Linked DNA regions of Homo sapiens: region 1 is linked to region 2. Evidence: chromatin contacts called from ENCODE Hi-C or POLR2A ChIA-PET data. All regions are on one chromosome and are shown on one strand. The core of a region is the stretch at or near the end of the contact, and the rest is flanking DNA. Distances in the headings are between cores, read along the strand shown. Region 1 has its middle 2.7 kb from the start of ASB8. Region 2 overlaps COL2A1 (collagen type II alpha 1 chain).

Evidence for each region. Hi-C counts contacts between places; a loop is a spot of excess contacts on that map. ChIA-PET counts read pairs that join two places held with the same protein, here RNA polymerase II (POLR2A). Pooled maps may share reads with other maps.
Region 1: a map of posterior vena cava shows a loop between it and region 2 (23-fold over the local background). The contact joins two enhancer-like sites. A Hi-C loop is called at or near these places in 4 of 168 maps with a recorded cell type or tissue (K562, OCI-LY7, colonic mucosa and 1 more), 4 of 37 single-sample maps with no recorded cell type and 14 of 50 pooled maps. POLR2A ChIA-PET finds 5 or more read pairs at or near these places in 6 of 52 experiments (A673, AG04450, K562 and 3 more).

Annotation. Positions count from the first base shown.
Region 1 is chr12:48,158,027-48,162,310 of GRCh38, forward strand. It overlaps the pseudogene LOC100421855. Among named protein-coding and RNA genes, the nearest start is that of ASB8, 2.7 kb to the left of the region's middle. Within about 2 kb of position 3,035, at least 2 of the 41 ENCODE cell types and tissues checked have a DNase peak (open chromatin) inside an H3K27ac peak, as active enhancers do.
Region 2 is chr12:47,989,166-47,993,299 of GRCh38, forward strand. COL2A1 (collagen type II alpha 1 chain) reads right to left here. Exons shown (of 54, transcript NM_001844.5): 16 at 3,713-3,766; 17 at 596-640; 18 at 63-116. Among named protein-coding and RNA genes, the nearest start is that of COL2A1, 13 kb to the right of the region's middle. RefSeq lists an enhancer at 1,049-1,098. Within about 2 kb of position 1,251, at least 2 of the 41 ENCODE cell types and tissues checked have a DNase peak (open chromatin) inside an H3K27ac peak, as active enhancers do.

The DNA.
Region 1 (4,284 bases), core at 1,785-4,284, 170 kb after region 2:
TGTAGAGGAATAAATGACCTTTATAACTCTTATTAGGGTTAATGAAACTTCCCGCACAAAAACATGATGACACCTCTGAGTGACAGACTTTCTGTGCAAAGCATAAACATTTTGAAGTCAGCAGCACATGGTGGTGGTGCATGGAAGGAGTGAAGCAGCAGCCCATTTAGGCAGACTGCAAGAGTTGTGGTCTGCCCGGTAGCCTGTTTAACCAGAGTGCCCCACACCTACTCCCCAGAGCTTGTTCTAAGCAACCAAATCTAACCAATTAGAGATTTAAAGCAGGCCCAGACAGATCATGTACATCAGTAAGAGGATGGTAAACTGAAAGTTCATGACCTGGTCTGAGGAGTGGGCCTCCTTTGAGCTCCAGACTCAAAGGAATTTTGCCAGGTAGGAATATGCCCTCCACTTCCTGCCACTGCACCATGGTGAGATCGTCCATTTTTCAAAAGAAGCTGAAATACAGATTTTTTTTAAAAAGTGAATTTTTCCAAGTTGCAAATGTTGGCAATGTTTTTATTATTATTATTATTATTATTATTATTATCATCATCATTATTTATTTTTGAGATGTAGTTTCGCTCTTCTCACCCAGGCTGGAGTGCAATGGCGTGATCTCGGCTGGCTGCAACCTCAGCCTTCCGGGTTCAAGTGATTCTCCTGCCTCAGCCTCCTGAGTAACTGAGACTACAGTCACCTGCCACCACACCTGGCTAATTTTTTTTTTGTATTTTTATTAGAGATGGGGTTTCACCATGTTGGCCAGGCTGGTCTCAAACTCCTGACCTCAGGTGATCCACCCTCCTCGGCCTCCCAAAGTGCTGGGATTACAGGCATGAGTCACCACACTGGACCACATCTCTCAAATTTCTTGGTTGGGAAATGCTGAAGTATATAAATTCTGGGAAACCATCAGCATCTTACAAATGTAAGAATGAGCGGAGTCTCCCAGGGAGTGATAAAATAGGCTCTCAATACAGGTTATTTTACTTATTTATTGAAAAACTGAGTACACTTTTATTTTACTTGGCCTGCAACTCAGTATATGCAGAAAACTACTCTATGTCACACTCATGATCAATATCTTCTTATTTCCATTTGGCATGTCATTGAAAACCTAGCCCATCACTTAGCTAAAAATCACATAAGAGACCCCTAGAGAAATCAAACTAACTTTTTTTCCCCCCAAACAATAGATCTCATCTTTATTAGTCAAATCAGTACCTGCTGATAGGGCAGTGGAGCAAGCCTGACAGTGATATTCATTAACAAAGAAGACAAAACTTATGCTTTCAAGTACAAAGATAAACTTTGAATGGCAGAGAGCCTAATCTGACTATCATCAGCCACCAAGAACACAGAAGAGCAAATAACTCAAGAAGAGAGAAGCCAAAGTGCTATAAAAATTATTCTTTTCTGTGAAATTCAGTTCCACAGCCTGTATGAGCAAGGGTCCAAAACACTGGAGAGCCAATAAAGCTGCTGGGAGGGCCCATTCATAATGGGAGATGCACTGGCTGTGCCTCCCTTGCTGTGTCCTTCCATGAGCGTCCTCCACTCTTCACTGACTTCATTTAGACTTGGTCCTCTGGTCTCACCACAGCTACCTGGGAGACTTTGAGTTGTAATCTTACAGTTTCAAGAGTCTATTTTGACTGAACCCAGGAGTAACATGCCAATCCAAAATAGAAACATTCTCATGGTACAATGGTGCAAAGGTCATTCTGTAGGTTGCATATATATAACATATATATATACACACAATATATATATTACATATGTACTATATATTACAGATATACTATATATATTACATATATATACACAATATATATATTTCTATGGAAGACAAAGCTTCCTTTTTTTTTTTTTTTTGAGATGAAGTCTCACTCTGTCACCCAGGCTGGAGTGCAGTGGCACGATCTCAGCTCACTGCAACCTCCACCCACCTCCCGGGTTCAAGCAATTCTCCTGCCTTGGCCTCCTGAGTAGCTGGGGTTACAGGCGGGCACCATCACACCTGGCTAATTTTTGTATTTTTAGTAGAGACAGGGTATCACCATGATGGCCAGGCTGGTGTCGAACTCCTGACCTCAGGTGTTCCACCCACTTCGGTCTCCAAAAGTGTTGGGATTACAGGCGTGAGCCACCGCGCCTGGCTGCTTCCTTCCTCTTTAACAAGAGAATATTGCACCCAGCATCACTGCTTTGGCTAGCTCTTTTTTCCTGTGTGCCCTCATGTGTGCAGCAATTGAACTGGCTAACAATTTCTGCATTCTTCCTGGTCTGGCCAAAATAATCTGGAAACTCACCATCTGGCCCAATCAAAGACATTGTTATTGTATGATTCACTAACATGGTCTTCATCTTCATCCTTGGGGCTAGAGCTGTAATATACTCTGTATGCTCTGGCCACGTGATTGATCTCTTCTTTCGTGCCAATCAGGCCAACCAGTTTGGGAGAAAATTCTTTCACATAATTTGCAATGGCCTTTTTTATGTCCCTCTCTGGGTCAATGGTGATGAAAAGTTAAATTTGGCAGAGTTGGAACACTATCTCACCCACAACTTGAATTATTTTTTTCTAGTTCTTCTGGACAGATATCAGTAATGACTGAAACCAGAATAAATCAACAGCCACTGACCCAGGTAGTCTTTGTCAGTTTCAGGCTCTCCAAATGTGTTGTGAGGGAAAATGGTCCCCCAGTAAAGGCTTGTTGATGCTTCACTGCTGTTCCTTCTCTAGCTTCTCTGTCTTTTCTATTTTGAATACTTCACTCCAGGCAGTAAACCTCCTCAGATAGCAAATGTGAATGCTAAAGACTTCCAAGAAATAGGCCTGGGCTTCAAGGGGCATGTGCAGTCTCTGCAGTCCTTCTGCTCAGGCCCTGACCACCTCAAGGGTGGTTGGTGGTATCACTGCCTGAGGGGCCAGCTTCCCAGGCAGCTATCAGCAAACCCCCAGTCCTGCCACACTTCCTCTTGCATGCAGAATTGCCTTGGCAACACTCTCACAGTCTACTTGGCTGGGCCCCAAAGCTCATGTCAGCCAGGCAAGAGACACCAAAGTTGGCCCATACTGATTACTTTGAAGTGCCTCAGAGAATTCAGTGCGCAACAAAAGTTGGTTTCGGATACATTCAATCATCCTTTCATCAAACATTTACTGAGCACCTACTTTATTCCAGGCTTTGTGCTCAACTCTCCAGGGAAGACAGAAATGAAGACAGACAGTCTCTTATTATCAAGGGTTGGGAGACAGATATGAACATCCTCAACTGCAATTAATGATGATTATTTCAACAACATTGTTATGTCCAAAGTCAGTGTTGACAAACAGTTCTACCTCATGGTGAGATCAAGAGAGTGAAGGAAGGAAGGGTCTGTGAAGAGACTTCTTGGGGAGAAATTTGTATGTGCTGAGTCCCTACTCTCCTCCTACCCAGAGGGAAAGGAAGTACTGATGTTGCCTAAAGAGGGGCTTCTGTGGGACCAGAGAACTTGAAGATTGTTCCCCATAGTTGTAAAACAAAAACTGCACCAGTGCTTACTTATAAATTAAAGAGGGCTGTAGCCACAAAGTAGAGGTGGCTACATTGGTATCTGTCTGGACACCCAGATTCAGGAGGGATGACGAATGTATAAATGTTTTCCTGGACCAGATGTGGGCCACATGGAAGACAGCCAACGTGGGGTTGCCTTCGGTCTATCCAAATGGGCTGTCTAGAGGTATAGGGGGACCCGGTGGCTAGAAGCCAGAAATGAACACAGGGATGCTACAATCCACAGTTTGTCACAGTCAACCACTTGCATTGGTTTTGGCCAAAGGAACTCAAGTAAGAGATCTCTGATGATGGGAATCTGCAAAGAACCTTTTAAAGCAAGCTTTAAGAAAAAGAGTCAGCTTTAACCATGTGCAAGACCCAGGTAGTACAGACCTACCCTACCAAGAAAGAAAAACCTGCCCTATCTCCTTAGCTTTCCTACCTCCTCCCACTTTTACACAAGCAGGTTCAATAGCAGTTATCTAGTGGGGGAGGAAGAAAGTTGAGGAGAAAGCTGCAGGCAGCCACCAGCCATATGCCTTACATGGAGGAGGAGGAAAAGCAGTCTTAGATTAGTACCTTAGAATGAAGACTAAAGTATTGGATTACAGTTTTGAACTGGAAATATTCTAATTACTAAATAGAGACTATTTGGTTTTTTTGTTTTTGTTTTTTGTTTTTTGAGACAAAGTCTGGCTCTGTTGCCAGGCTAGAGTGCAGTGGCACGATCTCAGCT
Region 2 (4,134 bases), core at 1-2,500:
TTACGGGGAAAGGACAGCTTCTCGGCACCCAGAAGTTCCTGACTGGACAACAGGGCACGTACCTTGGCTCCAGGAGCACCAGGGAAGCCAGGACCACCAGCAGGACCGACAGGACCCTGGAGAGAGTAGGCGGATGAGAAGAGAGGTGAATGCCAGTTCTGGCCTCCAAAGCGAGCCACCCCGACACCTCACACTCCTTCCCTCCTCTGTACTGATTTCACTCCATATCCATTGTGGCTAAAAGGCCTTGGATGAAAATTGTCCCCATTGCCAGCGTCCCCAGGAAACTTTGCCTGGCTTCAGAAGGCAAAGCAAGTTTCTGACTACATCTGTGGTGAGAAGCAGAAACTCCTTTGACCTCCCTCCTCTAAAAAGACTGCTGAAAGGATGGCTGAGGAAAATGAGCCCATGCTTCAAAGCTTGTTATCGATATGCTCAATTGATATTTACAAACTTCTTCTCTTTCCTCCCCCTTTCCAGTAGACATCAGAGTGCTGCTGTGGTTGCACCCAATACACCCTGCAGACTGCCTTGGGCTGCTTAACGGGACTTAAAGCACAGCAACAATGACCTGCTGAGGATGAAATGAACTTACCGGAGGCCCTGCGGGGCCTGGCTGACCATCGTTGCCTCGGGCACCCTGTGAGCAAGAAGGAAGTGACCATGAGAGGTGCCCACAGGCCCTGTCCGTCCCTGCTCCCAGCCCACCCTTACAGAAAACGAAGGACACACTGTGCCTGGGGTGTCCCAGGGCAGAGCACGAGGATGGCGAGGTGTGGGCTGCAGTTTTGGTGTCTGTGCGAGTGGGTGGCCAGAAGGCAGTAATGGGCTTCTTCTAATCTTTTTTTGTTGTTGTTTTTGAGACGGAGTCTGGCTCTGTCGCCAGGCTGGAGTGCAGTGGTGCGGTCTTGGCTCACTACAACCTCCACCTCTCAAGTTCAAGCAATTCTGCCTCAGCCTCCTGAGTAACTGGGATTACAGGCATGTGTCACCACACCTGGCTATTTTTTTTATTGTTATTTTTAGTAGAGACTGGGTTTTGCTATGTTGGCCAGGCTGGTCTGGAACTCCTGACCTCAGGTGATCCACCCGCCTCAGGCTCCCAAGGTGCTGGGATTACAGGCGTGAGCCACCGCACCTGGCCCCTAATCTTAAACAAAGCTTAAATCATTTTCTCTTTTCTTCAACTTCAGTTCAGACCCCAAATATCCGTAACTTCAAGGCCAAGTGATCATTTAAAGACTGAGAGAATTGAGTGTAAGGAAATGAAACAGCGAGGCAACCATGTGGACTCAGTGCTTCCTGCCTGCTCAGGGGGAAGCGCTTTCAAGGCTTGGTTAACCTCTGTGGTTAAGGCTTGGTTAAGGCCTCCTCTTGGTTGACTCCAGGTTGCCTCTTCCTCTGGCCCATCCCCAGACAGCCTGCTCTTACGGAAAACAAAGATGCCCATAGGATGTCTACCATTGGCTCCCTGATGGGGCAGGGCACCAGCCACAGCTCAAACACTACATCTGAGCTCAAGCCCTAAGAGGCTTTTGCTTACAAAGCAAGGCAAGGTTGCCAGCTCCTTCTCTAGGACTGGACTTGGAGGGGGAGGGTTTTTTCTGCCAAGTTTGTGGTGGCACCCCTCAAATGCTCTCTCAAGGTTCCTTAAGGCCCAGGGAACTCTTTACCGAAACTCTGGGGGCCACAGGCTGGGTGGAGCTGGGCCTAGGGCCTGACTGAGCAGGTCAGGGGGGTACCTTTTCCTGCTGAGTCCTGCCTGTCAGTCTCTGCCTCTCCTTAGAAGCTAAAGAAGGATGCTTTAGGGGGAGCTCGTGTTTTAAATACAACTCAACTCTTCTTCCTGGCTGGGGTCCATTTCTCCTAACGGAGACTCTCCAGATTGGCATTTAAGAGGAAAGCAAGAGAAAACTTAGAAAAAATGTCAGCAGGAACATAAAGCTTCAGGATTGGCCACAGCCCCTCTGGGCTGGCCTGGCTGCTTCGGGAAGCAGTTCCTTGGGGAGCTCTGGAGCACCCTCTCCCCAGGGGTCAGCCAGCAGGAGGGCCCAGCCTGGGCCTGAGTGAAAGGGAGCTGCCATGCTGCTCTGAGAGGCCAGAACTAGGCTGACATCTGCCACCTCTCCCTGCAGCAAGTCTGGAGAGAGGATACAGGCCCAAGGGAGGGCACATGACCACAGCAGGCAGACACCAACCCAGCCCAGTCTCCAGGCCAGCCTTGACACTAGATCAGCACTTGGATCTCCATGAGCCTACCCCGTGTCTGGGGCCTGCACACCCCGGACACTGCACAGCCCCCTTCTGGAAGTCAAGGCTGAGAAGGCTGCTGGGATACCACAGAGCAGAGGCCTCGCAGAGCAGACTCCAGAGAGGAGTCTGATGGGAGGGGAGAGGGAGGAGTAGCAAAGAAGGGCTCAAAGGCAATGTTGTCAATCTTCTAAGCCAAATCCTACACACGCTGCCAGCCTAACTACCGTGCGGACAGGAACCAACAGAGAGAACCAAGAAGCAGGGCGGCTGTGCCCAGGAAGGAGGGAACAAGGACAGGAGATGGAGCTTGTCTTTAGCCCATGCAGACTAGGGCCACCGCAGCTCTGAGCCTCGCTAAAAGGCCACAAGCCAGCATCCTGCTAATCTGTAGAAACGGCAGTGTTTCTTGGCAGCCCCAGTGCTCTCTAATCCCCTCACACAAAGTGACCCTGGGGCAAGGCACTTCAGCAGCTCTGGCTGACAAAGGGGGGTCGAGGCTTCTGCTTATTTCACTGATCTGCCTTTGAGGGAAACTTCTGCCAAACAGACACATTAGCTGGAAAGCAGCACAACGGAGTGAAGCTGCTTTATTTTGGCCAGCCCTGCAAGGACCTGTGAGGAGGGGCCTCAGAGCTTGGGTGTTGGGGGTATGAAATCAGCAGAAAGCATAATCTTTCTTAAACACAGCTTTCATCGCATCACTCGCCTGACCAAGTGCCTACAAGGACTCTCTATTGCTAAGGAATCAGAGCTAAACGCCTCTGTCTGGCACCCTGCACCCTCCATCAGCTGCCAATCCCCTCACCCTTAATTTCCCACATTAACTAGAGGCCACCAGAGTCTAAGGCTGCAAGGCACTATTTATCTTAAGCTATTTCACCTTTCTGTGTCTCGGTTTTTTCATCCGTAAAATGGGGAGAAGAATAGAACCACCTCTCAGGATATGGAGGAAGATGAGATGAAGTAAAGCATATAGGGTATTAAACACAGGAAGTGCCTATGGAATGGTGGCCCCTGGTACTATAGCATAACATCCCTCACAGCAGCAGCCAGCATAGAGCCCTGTGAGTTGATGCTCACCTGTTCCACTTTTCTAGGGCATTTGAGCAACCAGGAAGAACAGAGAGTAGCACGGTGGTGCTATAGCCAGCTAAGTCTGTCTGTAAACTCCAGCTGGATTGCCCAGGGAGTGGGTGGTGGTTGTTGAAGGGATTACCTGATAATCTGGACTGGTTAAGAGAATCATGCTTTCACCCATCGACCCTCCCATTCCTATCCTTCCTCCTTCAACTGTGCAGACTCAGCCTGGGAAGTTTTGATGGGCACACTGGGGGTGAATTCTTAAGGGATAACAATACTCCCTATGCCTCACAGGGTTGTTTCGAGGGTCAAGAGAAACAAACCTGTAAACTCTAAAGTGCTCGGCAAATGGTGGTGTTTGGCTTTGTCAATTACTCACCGCAGCGCCAGCAGGGCCAGTCCGTCCTCTTTCACCAGGCAGGCCACGAGGACCCTGGAACACACACCAGGACAGCCTAAGCATGAGTTGGCTTTACGGTGCTCAGGGTGACCATTTCTACCTGCAGGCCCTTTGCGGATACCAGAGGAGAGGGAGGATGCCCACACCCAGGAAAACAAGGACCTCCTGATGGTGCTGGCTCCTTGACTAGCCAGGATGCCTCAGATCACACCCAACAGTTTTCTCCACAGGCGGAACACACGAATGTTCCTGTTGCTACCTATTGGGAACCTTTGTTACAAGCACACCTTGCTCCTTGCAGTAGATGAGCTTGACAAAATGTTGAGACTCAACAGAATTTTTTTAAATGGGAGCATCTTTAGTGTGATAAAATGGGTATCTTAAGGAAATGTTGGTGAAAT